Linked DNA regions of Homo sapiens: regions 2, 3 and 4 are each linked to region 1. Evidence: chromatin contacts called from ENCODE Hi-C or POLR2A ChIA-PET data. All regions are on one chromosome and are shown on one strand. Each heading gives the region's core, a stretch centred on a gene start or an enhancer-like site at or near the end of the contact. The rest is flanking DNA. Distances are from core to core; before and after follow the strand shown.

Region 1 (2,700 bases), core at 54-2,553:
AGATAAACTCTGTGTCTCCCCTCCACCAAATAAAATCCTCGGAATAGGAGGTGGAAGGAAGACTTACACTGTAGGAAAAGTTGAAAACCAAAGTTCTACTTTACTTCTCCTAAAGTGAGAACTTTGAAACGGAACCATTACTTTTGTTTCATCCCCCCGCCCAGTAAAAAATTTACATGTATGAGTCAGTTCTTCCCTCGGCCCCAACAGAAAAGATTCAGTATAACCAAGCTATAACTTGCACAAAGCAACAAGGAAAAAAAAACCTTGCTATCCCCATTACTTTCCTAATAGAGCAAGGACCCTACCACCCCTCACTCCATACTCTGCCTCTGCCCCAAGCAAGACGCAGCACCTGCCAAACCAGGCACTTAAGGAATATGGTCCAACTTTTCAAACGCAAACTGGAGAGGAGACGCAGATAATTTCTTGAAGAGTGCAAGAAGACAGCAGAAAAGGTACTCTGAGGAAGGGATGCGTGAGCTTTGGGGCTGTCCCCTCTGCCTGTTGGAGGATTCCAAATTCGCTTGCTTCAGAGACCCTTGGAAGCAGCACACTCAGGTCGCGGCCAGCCTCGGGCCTCGGTGAAGGAGGCAGTGTTTACACCTGTCACGAGGGAGGGGGAAGGAGAGCGAAGAAGCCCAAGCAAAGCCCCAAACTTCTGAACAGCTCCCTGGAGAACGCAGCCAGCGCGGAGCTTTGGGAGGTGGAAGCAAAGGGGCAGGGAGAGCCGGCGGTGGCCGGGGAGGGAAGGACTCCCACTTACCCGGCCGGTGCCCGGGATGGCGAGGAGGGGGCCGTGCGCTTCGGGCGCCACCAGCGGCGTTCCCGCACTCGCCGCAGAAGAGAGCAGAGCCGGGAGCCCGCAGGCCCGCAGAGCCAGCTCCGTCCTCACAGCTCCCGGCTCCGCGGCGGGCAGATGCTCCCGGCCCGGGTGAGGGTCTGGCTGCTGGGCCGGGCCTGGTCCCCGCACCCTCTTTCCCCGGCGCAGCTAGGGGAGCGGAGCGGCGGCGCTTACCTGGCTCCTTCGGGGCGGCTGCGATGGGCATGGCTCAGGGGCCCGGGGAGGAACTGACTCCCCGGGGAAGGACCGTCTATTCCGACGCGGAACTGGTGAGAGCGGAAGGCCGGCTGCTCACAGCCCTGTCAGCGCAGCAGCACCATGGACGCCCACCCGGAGTTTCACCGCTGCCGCGGGACCCCCATCCCACTACCCTCCGCCCTCTTCCGCCGCCGCCGCCGCCTCCTCCACCTCCTCCGCGGAGACCCCCCGCCCACTCCACACACTCTCCCATCATGCAGCGGGGGAACCGCTGCCGCCGACACGTCACTTCCGGGCGCAGGTGGCTAGGTCGGGACCGGGCGCTGGTGGGTGCTGTGGGGTGGGGGAGGACACTCCAGGGGAATTGGTGTCACAGAACGCTTATCCCTGCGCAGGCGCTGTCGTGCAGAGCGCCGACCGCCATTTTGGGTGCGGGCAAGCTGCCCTTTCCTTTTACTTCCTTGCGAGTCATAGAGCTGTAGGGGGATAGACGTCTTCCCGCACTCAGGCGCCGGTTGAGGCTGCGCTCCTGGCGAAGGACAGGTGCTCCTTTCAGCCGGTTAACGTTCAGCTCAAGACCGGATTAAGTCTCTTGCTCTCCAAATAAAATTGTAAAGGTTTGGAAATATAGAACCACATTTTTACCAAAAACCTACTAGAGAGCATTCGTCAGCTTGCCCTTTTCGCCCCGAAAAACGACTTTTTCATTCACAGCCTGTCTCTTCCTCTTTTTAAATTTATGCCGACAGAGGAAGAAGCTGATATTTAACAAATAACAAGAGGTTGCGATAAATAGAATTTAAGGTGGGAAAGCAGCCGCCAAACTGACAAATCGTCTTCGAGACCGACAAGAAAATAGTAGTCCGGAATTTGGCTAATGGATGGAGAAGGTGGTCGTTTTTCATAGACCCTTACGGAGAATATCTAGTGAAGCTAAAGAGATCACCATAAACTTATGCATTCAAACGCATTTCTGGAACAGAGGTCGTAACCGATTTTGTTTCCATCATCAGTCCTGAACAGTTGATTATTTATATAATCAACTGTTATTTATATAAAGGTAATAAAAATATTACCTTTCCTCCTCCTTTACAATGAATATCTGTTAGAACACCTGCCAGTGTAACAATCAGACTACAAGGCTACAGGATTATGATTACTGTCTCGGATGATGAGCCCGGGGTCCTACAAATCATGACCCCCGCCGGCCCCTCATTCTGCCCATATTTGCCAAACGTCTGCATCAGTAATTTGAATAATTTAAAATAGTTCCAAAACAGCAAAGCTCAGCAGTTACGCAAAGAAACAAGAATGGAAAACATCCCCTCAGGCACAGAGAAGTGTCCACCCCTTTGGGTGGAGGAATTATACAAATCAGGAGAAAGATAAGGACAATAGCAGTTCATCACGATTTATCCCGCCTCTGCAATGTTCTAGACAAATTAACTCGGAGCGCTCCAATGGACCCGCATTTGTCTCTTTACTATTCAATCGCTGTAAGATATACGGAGACTGCATCACTTTAAATGGGAGTATCAATTGCTTTGTGGTTATGCTGGATTTTGTGTTATTGCTCAGTCACTAAAGTAAGAAAAATCTATATGGCTTGTCAAATTTATGCCTATTGTATTTCGCCCCCTGCTGGTTTAGCTCGTGTG
Region 2 (2,700 bases), core at 144-2,643, 2.2 Mb after region 1:
CCTGGGCACATCACCTTCTGCAGACCTTATGGGCCTCACCTATAAAGCAGGGATAATAGAGCCTACCCCACAGACCTCTTCTGAGGATTCCAGATGGTACTTGGGAAAGCACCTTGCAGGGCACCTGGCATCTAGCACGCTTCTGTAAAAGCCACTCGGATGCGACATTCCTAGCCCACGTGGTTGCTCTTTGGTTTTCCTTTTCTGTAAAATGGTGATGATAAAACTACCACCTCCCAGGTTTAACATGAGCATGAGATAAGGCAGGGCACAGAGGAAACGTCGATAAAGGACAGCTACGAGGGATGTTACATGCTTTTACACTTATTATTCCTGTGAACCAAGAGTTTGGATAGCGCTCCGATCCTTGATAAAGGGCCTTTCCAACTAATCTCAGGGACCACTCCTACAAGAATCACATAAGCATGGCAACTGCTCCCTGCCTTCTACAACTTCCTGGCTGGCACAGATCAGGGACTCGCCCACAGGTCTCCTTGCTAGGCAGGCTCCTCGGCCCCTCCCTGGTGCCCTGTCAGCTCTAGGCTTTCTTGCCCCCTCATCAGGCAGTGCCTACCCACCCCTCATAGAAACCCACATGTACAGAGGGACTCAGGTTCAAGGCCTTCTCTTTTTTGGTTGCCCCGTAGATAAGCACTCATGGCATTTTAGTTTTGTAAGTTTCACAGCAGATAATTACAGGAAAACAGATAGGGGATGGTCAAAAGAGCAAATCCCAGGAAGGTGCGAAGTCCTCCCAGGCTGGTCCTGACTTTCTGGGAATAGGAAGTGTTACTCCTGAAGACTGTGGCGATTCATAGGACTTTTATATTGAACATGGGACCAGGACACCGAGAGGCAGGTCAGCCCTGGAGAAATTTCAGCCAGTGCTAGTTTCCTGTCAGGAAGGGCAGGGGAGAAATGGGCAGCTTCCACTCTTCACAAAGGATAGCAGTGAATGAACTCCACTGCTACAGAGACAAACCCCTCAGGTCCTGGCTGAAGACAGACGAGGCAGCCAGCAATCTCAGATGCCTTACCTATTTCCAGGGGACAGGGGGCTGGACACAGAGAGGAGGGTCACCAGCCTGGCACAGAGAACACAGAGAGCAGAAAACTGAGCCAAGAAGGCTGCCCCCTCCAAGTGTTTACCTGAAATATTCACAAACATGATGAGTCACAGAAAGAAAGCAGAAAAACCAGTAAGATGTGTAACCAGATTCTCTTCCACAAAGCAAGGAGAAGTTGTGGCAATAATGCCAGTGGGCACGGTGTGCTCTGCTGAGGGCCCTGCTTGAGAAACCTGTGTCTCCACCACACTTTCGGCCTCAGCTAAGGTTGAGAAGGGAAACTGACAACTGTGCCAGGGCAGGAAAGTCCCTGCAGGAAGCCTGCTGCTGGTCTGGGTTACCAGGGCAACTGGCAGCTGCTCTCTTCTCTTGAAAGAGAATGGACTTGGGAGGCCCAGATGGGCTCTGCCCTAGTAGCCCAAATAAGAAGGCTTAACCTTAGACAGCATCAAATAACATCGGAGTACGCCGCCCCCACAGCACTTCCCATGCATCCCCATCTGATTTCATCTACCTCTCAGGAGAGCCGGGTGCAGGGTGATTATAACCATTCCATTCCACAGTGGAGAAAACTGAGATCCGGAGACACTAAGTCACTTGCTTAGATTTACATGACTAAGAATTAGTTTGGATCCATCTGGGCATGGTGGCTCACACCTATAATCCCAGCACTTTGGGAGGCTGAAGTGGGCGGATCACTTGAGGTCAGGAGTCCGAGACCAGCCTGGACAACATGGTGAAATGCCATCTCTACTGAAAATACAAAAACAAAAACAAAAACAACCAACCAAACAGACAAAAAACTAGCCAGGCTGGGGGCTTATGCCTGTAATCCCAGCTACTTGGGAGGCTGAGGAAGGAGAATTGCTTGAACCCGGGAGGTGGAGGTTGCGGTGAGCCGAAATCGCACCACTGCACTCCAGCCTGGGTGACAGAGGGAGACTCTGTCTCAAAAAAAAAAAAAAAAAAAAAAAAATAGAATTAGCTTGGATCCTACCTGAGTCTTTAAACACCAAGTCTAGTGAACATCCCCCTACACAGTCTGGCTGCCGAATCAAGAGCTTGGGTTTTTTCAGTGCTCTCATATCTATGAATGCATGCATTCTGTTTGCAAAATACCAGGCATGGATCATACCCCTCTTCATCTCCCACATCAGAGATGTGAAACGGCCGTGCAAGGAGGCAGGGCTGCCACGGCAGCAGTTTGAGTGGGTAGCCAACATCTGACCGAGACTCGAATCCAGAGCTTTTTCCATGACACCAGCTGGCTGCCTTGCCCCTCACCACATCTGGAAAAAATGACTCAGGTGACAGCAGGCTAATCATGTCATCCTTGTGACTGCAGGTGCCACGTCGTTTATGAAGCACTTTAAAGTGGGAACGCTTGCCCTGGCTTTCCCCCAGGCCTTTATTAAGTAAAGGTCATGCTGTTTGTTAAGATTTGAGCACACTGGTGGCTGGCTCACAGGAAAGAGCTTCATAAGCTGTGCCTGAGATAAGGTTGCTTCTGGAGGCCTCTCTGCAGAGAAGAGCGAAGCCCACCCCCACTGCCTGGCTGGTTGGATAATAAGACTCAGAAGCTCCAGTTCTCCCTGTCCCGTCTGGCCTCTGTGAATTGTCTGACTGCACTGCC
Region 3 (2,700 bases), core at 195-2,694, 3.0 Mb after region 1:
ATTATATATGTATATAAAATGGCTTGATATTATTCATTTATGTAATGAATAAAAACTTAGGTCTGAAAATCATCCAAAATAATTCTGGTACATCTAAACATTGAGTTGTTGCGTTTTTCTTTATTGGAGGGGGAGTTAGAATAAGTGGTGCTTTGAGGTTAGCCATAGTCCATCGTGGATGAACATTTGCTAAAGAAAATTGTTATTAATTCAATAAATCATTTATCTACCTCTTGGTGGCACAAAGGGCCTAGTAAATTTTGGTGGGCTATTTGCTCTTAAGCAAAGAACAATCTGTAAAGCTGATTTGGAGGACGCTTGGGAACAAACGAGAGGCAACCACGTGAAAGGCAACGTGCATGTGACTTTCACAGAAAATACTATTTGATGATGATTTAGTACGTGAAGTGCAGCTAGGGTAAAAGGAAAATCTGAGTGTTGCAGATCAAGGGCACCAGGTGGGACGCAGTTGGCATGCAAGCTCAGCCAGCCAAAACATGCGCTGTCAAACCAATCACTTGGGATTACAATGTTTTGGTTTTCAGGAAAGGTTGCTTGTTGAAGCAGCCAAATTCCAGCCTGGAGAGACAGAGTTGAAATTTTAAGGAGACTTTCCCAAGAAGTATTTCGATATCTTTTCCGACACCCTGAGAAGATCACGAGGCGCCAAGAATGCACGCCCTGCGCCTCACCCCAACCCCTCTCTCAGCTACCTGGCCCCAAAACCAGGCCTCTAAAATGGATTAGAGAGGTCTGGGGCCTAAAATTGGCCTCGGAAGCGTTCTTTTTCCCTCTTTTCTCCACCCCTTCCAGAGTTCAAAACTGGGTGTGCCCTCCCTTTTCCGAACGCAGCCCCCATCCGAAGGGCGGATCCTGATTCCCGCGGGCTCAGGCCCCCGCAGGTTGGCGGGAGCCGGTGGGGGCGGGCCGGCCGAGTCCGGGGGAAGCAAAGAGAACGCTGCCGCGCGCCCCGATCAAACTCGCGCCGCCACCAGCTCACGAGCTGCGCCCCACCCTCTCCGTCACCGAAGAGGCCCAGCCAATGAGCGGGCGAGAAAGGCCGGGCCTGCGAACTAGGCACCGGGAGGGAGAGGGCCGCAGGGGGAAGGGAAGTCGAGAGCTCGAGGGCGGGCTGCTCTTGATTGACAGCTCGTTCGAACGAATCCTCCACGCGGCTTTCCTTCGCTCTCTTTTCTACTCATCCCTGCTCTTCGTCCCACCTCCTCCTCCTCCACCCCTCTCCTCTTGCCTTTCGACCCTCCCCACTTCCCCTCCCCCACTCTGCGGGCAAATCGCTGCTGAAAAGAGGTAGGGGCCGAAGCGGCGGGCTCGTGTGGAGCCGTGAGGCGGGATTGACTGGCGCTCGGGCCAATGAGAGATAGGCTCATGGCGCGGCTGTAGCTGGAACTGACCAATAGGAGGGCGGGCTGGGGGCGGAGGCCCAGGTTCCAAACGCTCCGCGGCGCCATGGGCTGAAAACTCAACCGAGATGGAATCTCCCAGTCTGAACCGGTTTCAACCGGTTCCGAGTTTGAGGCACTAGGAGGAGGGGGAGAAGCGGCTGCAGCGGCCGCGGCAGGAGCAGCGGGAGCTACAGCATCAGCAAGAGCAACAGTAGCTACAGCCCCGGCGGCGGTGCCTGTTCCAGTCTTTGCTGCTGCAGTCCGTGCAACCACCCAGAGGGGGAGGGGGGAACCACCAGTCGCTGAGGAACAAGAGAAGGGGGGAAAGTTTAGGCGAGCCTTGGGGGGGGGGGGGCCAGCGCCGGAGCCGCGTGAGAGAGGGAGCCGTGTTTTGGTAGGGGGGAGTCGGACTGCAACTGGCAGCAGAGCGTCTCCCCGGCCGTGTGGACTCTACACCCCCTACTCCTGCCGCTTCTGCTGCTGCCTGTGGCTGGAGGGTCCCCCTGGGGCTGAATCTTTGGGACTTGACCCCGTTCCCTCCCCCTTCCCTCACTCCCCAGCCGGGCGGGAGCATTTATTCCCCAGATTAATTCCCCTTTTGGGGGGGGGCGGGTGTGTGTGTGTGTGTGTGTGTGTGTGTGTGTTGGGGGAAGCGTCCCTGAAATAGTAAATATTATTGAGCTCTTTTTGCCCTTTTCCTGTCCGTTTTTTTAATTTCCTTTTTTGAGGTGGGAAAACTGAAACCCACCTTGATTCGTCCCCTCTCCCCCCTCCCCACCTTCCCTCGCCCTAATCCCCCAACGAGGAAGGAAGGAGCAGTTGGTTCAATCTCTGGGTAAGTCGACTGTGTCTTCGGGGCCGAGGGTCGGGCGGCGGCGCGGCCGGGCGGGCGGGAGGAGGCCGGCGTGGGGCGCGGCGGCGGCGGCCGCGGGAAGCGAGCCCGGGAGGCGGCGGGCGGGCCGGGGGCGCGGCGGGCCCACAGCGGAGCCTGCGATTGAATGGAGCCGCTTTTGCCGCTGGGGGATGGAGGCGGGGAGGCGGCCTCGGGAGGGGAGCGCTTGCTGGGTCATTCGCGTGTGCGGGTGGCGGTGGAGGAAGGCGAGGAGTGTGATAGTGAAGCGGGGCCCCGCGCGGGGTGGGAGGGGTTCCCCAGCCCCTGGGGCTGGGGAGAAGTTGGGGTGATTTCAGGAACATCTCTGTAAATTATTAGGAGTGGAAGTTTCCAGAAATATTTAGTGCAGCAGCATTGAAACGTCCGCCTGCATCACGTGGCCCCCTCGGTGGAGAGCTTGGGATG
Region 4 (2,700 bases), core at 148-2,647, 2.4 Mb after region 1:
TCCTATGACAAAATCCGTGAGAGGATTCCCTCTCCAAACCAACAAAAAAACCGAGCCAGCTCTAACACCTCCTGACAAGGCCATCTCACATATTCCTAATGAACTCCTTCCCTGGTAACCACTCAACACTCCTCAGGAAACTTACTGGTCAAGCCTAAATCTTTAATGCTTTAGCTTTAACTCACTTCCTAGCAAGGTTAGAGAGCATAATTGATTATTAGTTTACAGAATAACTGAAGGCTGTTAGTAAGCAAATGTTTGGTTTTATCCATCTACACACTAAATAACCTCTTTGAGTATTATTGTCCATTTTAAAAACCTCCTTAACTAGGTTCTGAGCAATTCTTCTGCAAAACAATACTACAGTGACAAAATGCTTAAACTAGAAAATAAAAGACTTATCACATATTAAATACTTGAATAGAACCATTTAGAACAAATTCAACATAAAATAAAACAACAGTCCTATATTTTCTACAGTAATACTACTTCCCATGCAAAATTTTCACAACGCTTTATCCTCTAATTTATGGATCATATTTAGGATTATAATACAACATTGGCAATGTTGGCTCTAATGTCTTGTGTTTTCTTTTAAAAATGATAAATTTGGGGGATGGAGGGTGAGAGTGGGAAAGGATGCCTTAGAATTTCACTAACCAATACTGATTCAAAAAGGCCACATAGGTGTGCACCTGTAATCGCAGCTACTTGGGAGGCTGACGCAGGAGAATCACTTGAACCTGGGAGAGGGAGGTTGCAGTGAGCCAAGACTGCGCCACTGCACTCCAGCCTGGGCGACAGATTGAGACTCCATCTCAAAAAAGAAAAAAAAAAAAAAAGTCACATAAAGCTGGCTATGTTTCATAAAGCTTATTACCCCAGATTTTTCTTTTAATTTCATTTGTTGACACAAAGGGACTCTTGTTTGTTTTTTTGTTTGTTTTTTTTTTTTTTTGAGACAGAGTCTCGCTCACTGGCGCGATCTCGGCTCATTGCAAGCTCCGCCTCCCGGGTTCACGCCGTTCTCCTGCCTCAGCCTCCTGAATAGCTGGGACTACAGGCACCCACCACCACGCCCGGCTAATTTTTTATATTTTTAGTAGAGAAGGGGTTTCACCGTGTTAGCCAGGATGATCTCGATCTCCTGACCTCGTGATCCACCCGCCTCGGCCTCCCAAAGTGCTGGGATTACAGGCGTAAGCCACGGCGCCCGGCTCAAAGGGACTCTTTATTGAGCACAAACTTTGGCCATAAAGCCTATCCTCTGTTTGGGCTGTCCTTTCATATGCTTAAAATAACCCTTTGACCCACAACTCTGCAACTGTCTTCTGTGTTTAACCACAGCGGAAGGAGGGGAGAGAAAGAGAGAAAGAGGAAGAGGGAGAGCAAGCACTCAAGAATGAACACATATGGCAGACATTAAAATTGGCAATGGCTCCTTGAAGGGCAATTAAATAATAAATAAGAAACCCAGTAGCACTGAACATTGCCTGCCAGAGAAGTTCAAAACATCTTCATAAGTAAACCTGTGTTCACCACTCATTCCCACACTTTCTGTGGCTTTCTTACAATTATCATTGATACTGCTCCTTTACTTCAAGAGACCTGGAATCCCAGAAATAGCTTCTCTGTAGCAAAAGATCACCCAACTTCCTTCCTAAGGAACCACTGGCCCCAATTAAAATTTTATATTTTCCTGAAAACTGTGCTGATTATTTTCCATTTGTCCTTTCCTATTCATTATCTTCCCTTCTCTGTCTTATTCCATGTCCTGTGGGGCTGTTCTCAAAAAATTGTGTCACTCCTTACAGTTGGGTTCAGGCAAGAGGAGAGAGAGGTTATTATATTAATTCTTCTGATATTTCCAATATTTTCTATGTAGGGTATCGTTTCTTCATTTCCTATTTTATTTACTGGTCTCAATCACTATTTCTTCTGGTTCACAAAGCCAACAGTACACACATAAAGCTAAGTCTCTTCAGACTGCCGAAGCATAGAATCACCAAATACAAACTCCAAGGTTGAGCAGAGCAAGGCCTGTCATCATGCCTAGGTTGGTAAGAAGGTTGCCCTCCAAGTATTAAATAATAGGATAAGCTAGAACCAATATTTGATATTTTCTATTACCATTTGATACTGATTTTTTTTTTTTTTTTTTTAGATGGAGTTTCGCTCTGTTGCCCAGGCTGGAGTGCAGTGGCGTGATCTCGGCTCACTGCATCCTCTGCCTCCCAGGTTCAAGCAATTCACCTGCCTCAGCCTCCCAAGTAGCTGGGACTACAGGCGTGTGCCACCATGCCCAGCTAATTTTTTGTATTTTTAGTAAAGATGGGGTTTCACTATGTTAGCCAGGATGGTCTCAATCTCCTGACTTCGTGATCCACCTGCCTCGGCCTCCCAAAGTGCTGGGATTACGGGCGTGAGCCACCGTGCCTGGTCTTGAAATATCTTATATGGTAGCACTTTGATATCTTAAGAATGCAAGGAAGGGAAGGAGGGAGGGAGGGAGGTAGGCAGAAGAGTAGGAGAAGGAGGAGGAAGAACAACAACATCAACAACTAAGATGAGATTTCATTAAGAATTTGCTCTTTAATTAGATCCCGTTTGTCAATTTTTGCTTTCGTTTCAATTGCTTTTGGTGATTTCGTCATGAAATCTTTGCCCATGACCATGCCCTGAATGGTACTGCCTAGATTT

What was found. A loop is a pair of places that touch in the nucleus more often than their neighbours do. ChIA-PET counts read pairs that join two places held with the same protein, here RNA polymerase II (POLR2A). Pooled maps may share reads with other maps.
Region 2: a pooled map shows a loop between it and region 1 (3-fold over the local background). The contact joins the enhancer-like site here to the promoter of AFTPH in region 1. A Hi-C loop is called at or near these places in 1 of 37 single-sample maps with no recorded cell type and 2 of 50 pooled maps. POLR2A ChIA-PET finds 5 or more read pairs at or near these places in 2 of 52 experiments (GM10248 and H1).
Region 3: a map of naive thymus-derived CD4-positive, alpha-beta T cell shows a loop between it and region 1 (25-fold over the local background). The contact joins the promoter of XPO1 here to the promoter of AFTPH in region 1. A Hi-C loop is called at or near these places in 2 of 168 maps with a recorded cell type or tissue (both naive thymus-derived CD4-positive, alpha-beta T cell) and 9 of 50 pooled maps. POLR2A ChIA-PET finds 5 or more read pairs at or near these places in 1 of 52 experiments (Caco-2).
Region 4: a loop to region 1 is called in a map with no recorded cell type, with 12 times the contacts of the local background. The contact joins the enhancer-like site here to the promoter of AFTPH in region 1. A Hi-C loop is called at or near these places in 1 of 37 single-sample maps with no recorded cell type. POLR2A ChIA-PET finds 5 or more read pairs at or near these places in 1 of 52 experiments (WTC11).

Annotation. Positions count from the first base shown.
Region 1 is chr2:64,522,931-64,525,630 of GRCh38, reverse strand. AFTPH (aftiphilin) reads right to left here and starts at 1,303. Exons shown (of 10, transcript NM_203437.4): 1 at 1,019-1,303. It overlaps AFTPH-DT (AFTPH divergent transcript), which reads left to right and starts at 1,476. Exons shown (of 1, transcript NR_136167.1): 1 at 1,476-2,700. MIR4434 (microRNA 4434) reads right to left here and starts at 118; the gene lies at 66-118. RefSeq lists enhancers at 424-924, 925-1,425, 1,527-1,746 and silencers at 797-1,046, 1,057-1,136, 1,167-1,326.
Region 2 is chr2:62,305,609-62,308,308 of GRCh38, reverse strand. No RefSeq gene overlaps it. Among named protein-coding and RNA genes, the nearest start is that of MIR5192, 100 kb to the right of the region's middle. RefSeq lists enhancers at 1,217-1,506, 2,227-2,296, 2,337-2,406, 1,972-2,497, 2,498-2,700. Within about 2 kb of position 1,393, at least 18 of the 41 ENCODE cell types and tissues checked have a DNase peak (open chromatin) inside an H3K27ac peak, as active enhancers do.
Region 3 is chr2:61,537,100-61,539,799 of GRCh38, reverse strand. XPO1 (exportin 1) reads left to right here and starts at 1,444. Exons shown (of 25, transcript NM_003400.4): 1 at 1,444-2,238. RefSeq lists enhancers at 102-891, 1,460-1,719 and a silencer at 830-969.
Region 4 is chr2:62,128,413-62,131,112 of GRCh38, reverse strand. The region is part of intron 2 of COMMD1 (copper metabolism domain containing 1); the gene reads right to left. Among named protein-coding and RNA genes, the nearest start is that of B3GNT2, 66 kb to the left of the region's middle. RefSeq lists an enhancer at 1,413-1,462 and a silencer at 1,313-1,513. Within about 2 kb of position 1,397, at least 3 of the 41 ENCODE cell types and tissues checked have a DNase peak (open chromatin) inside an H3K27ac peak, as active enhancers do.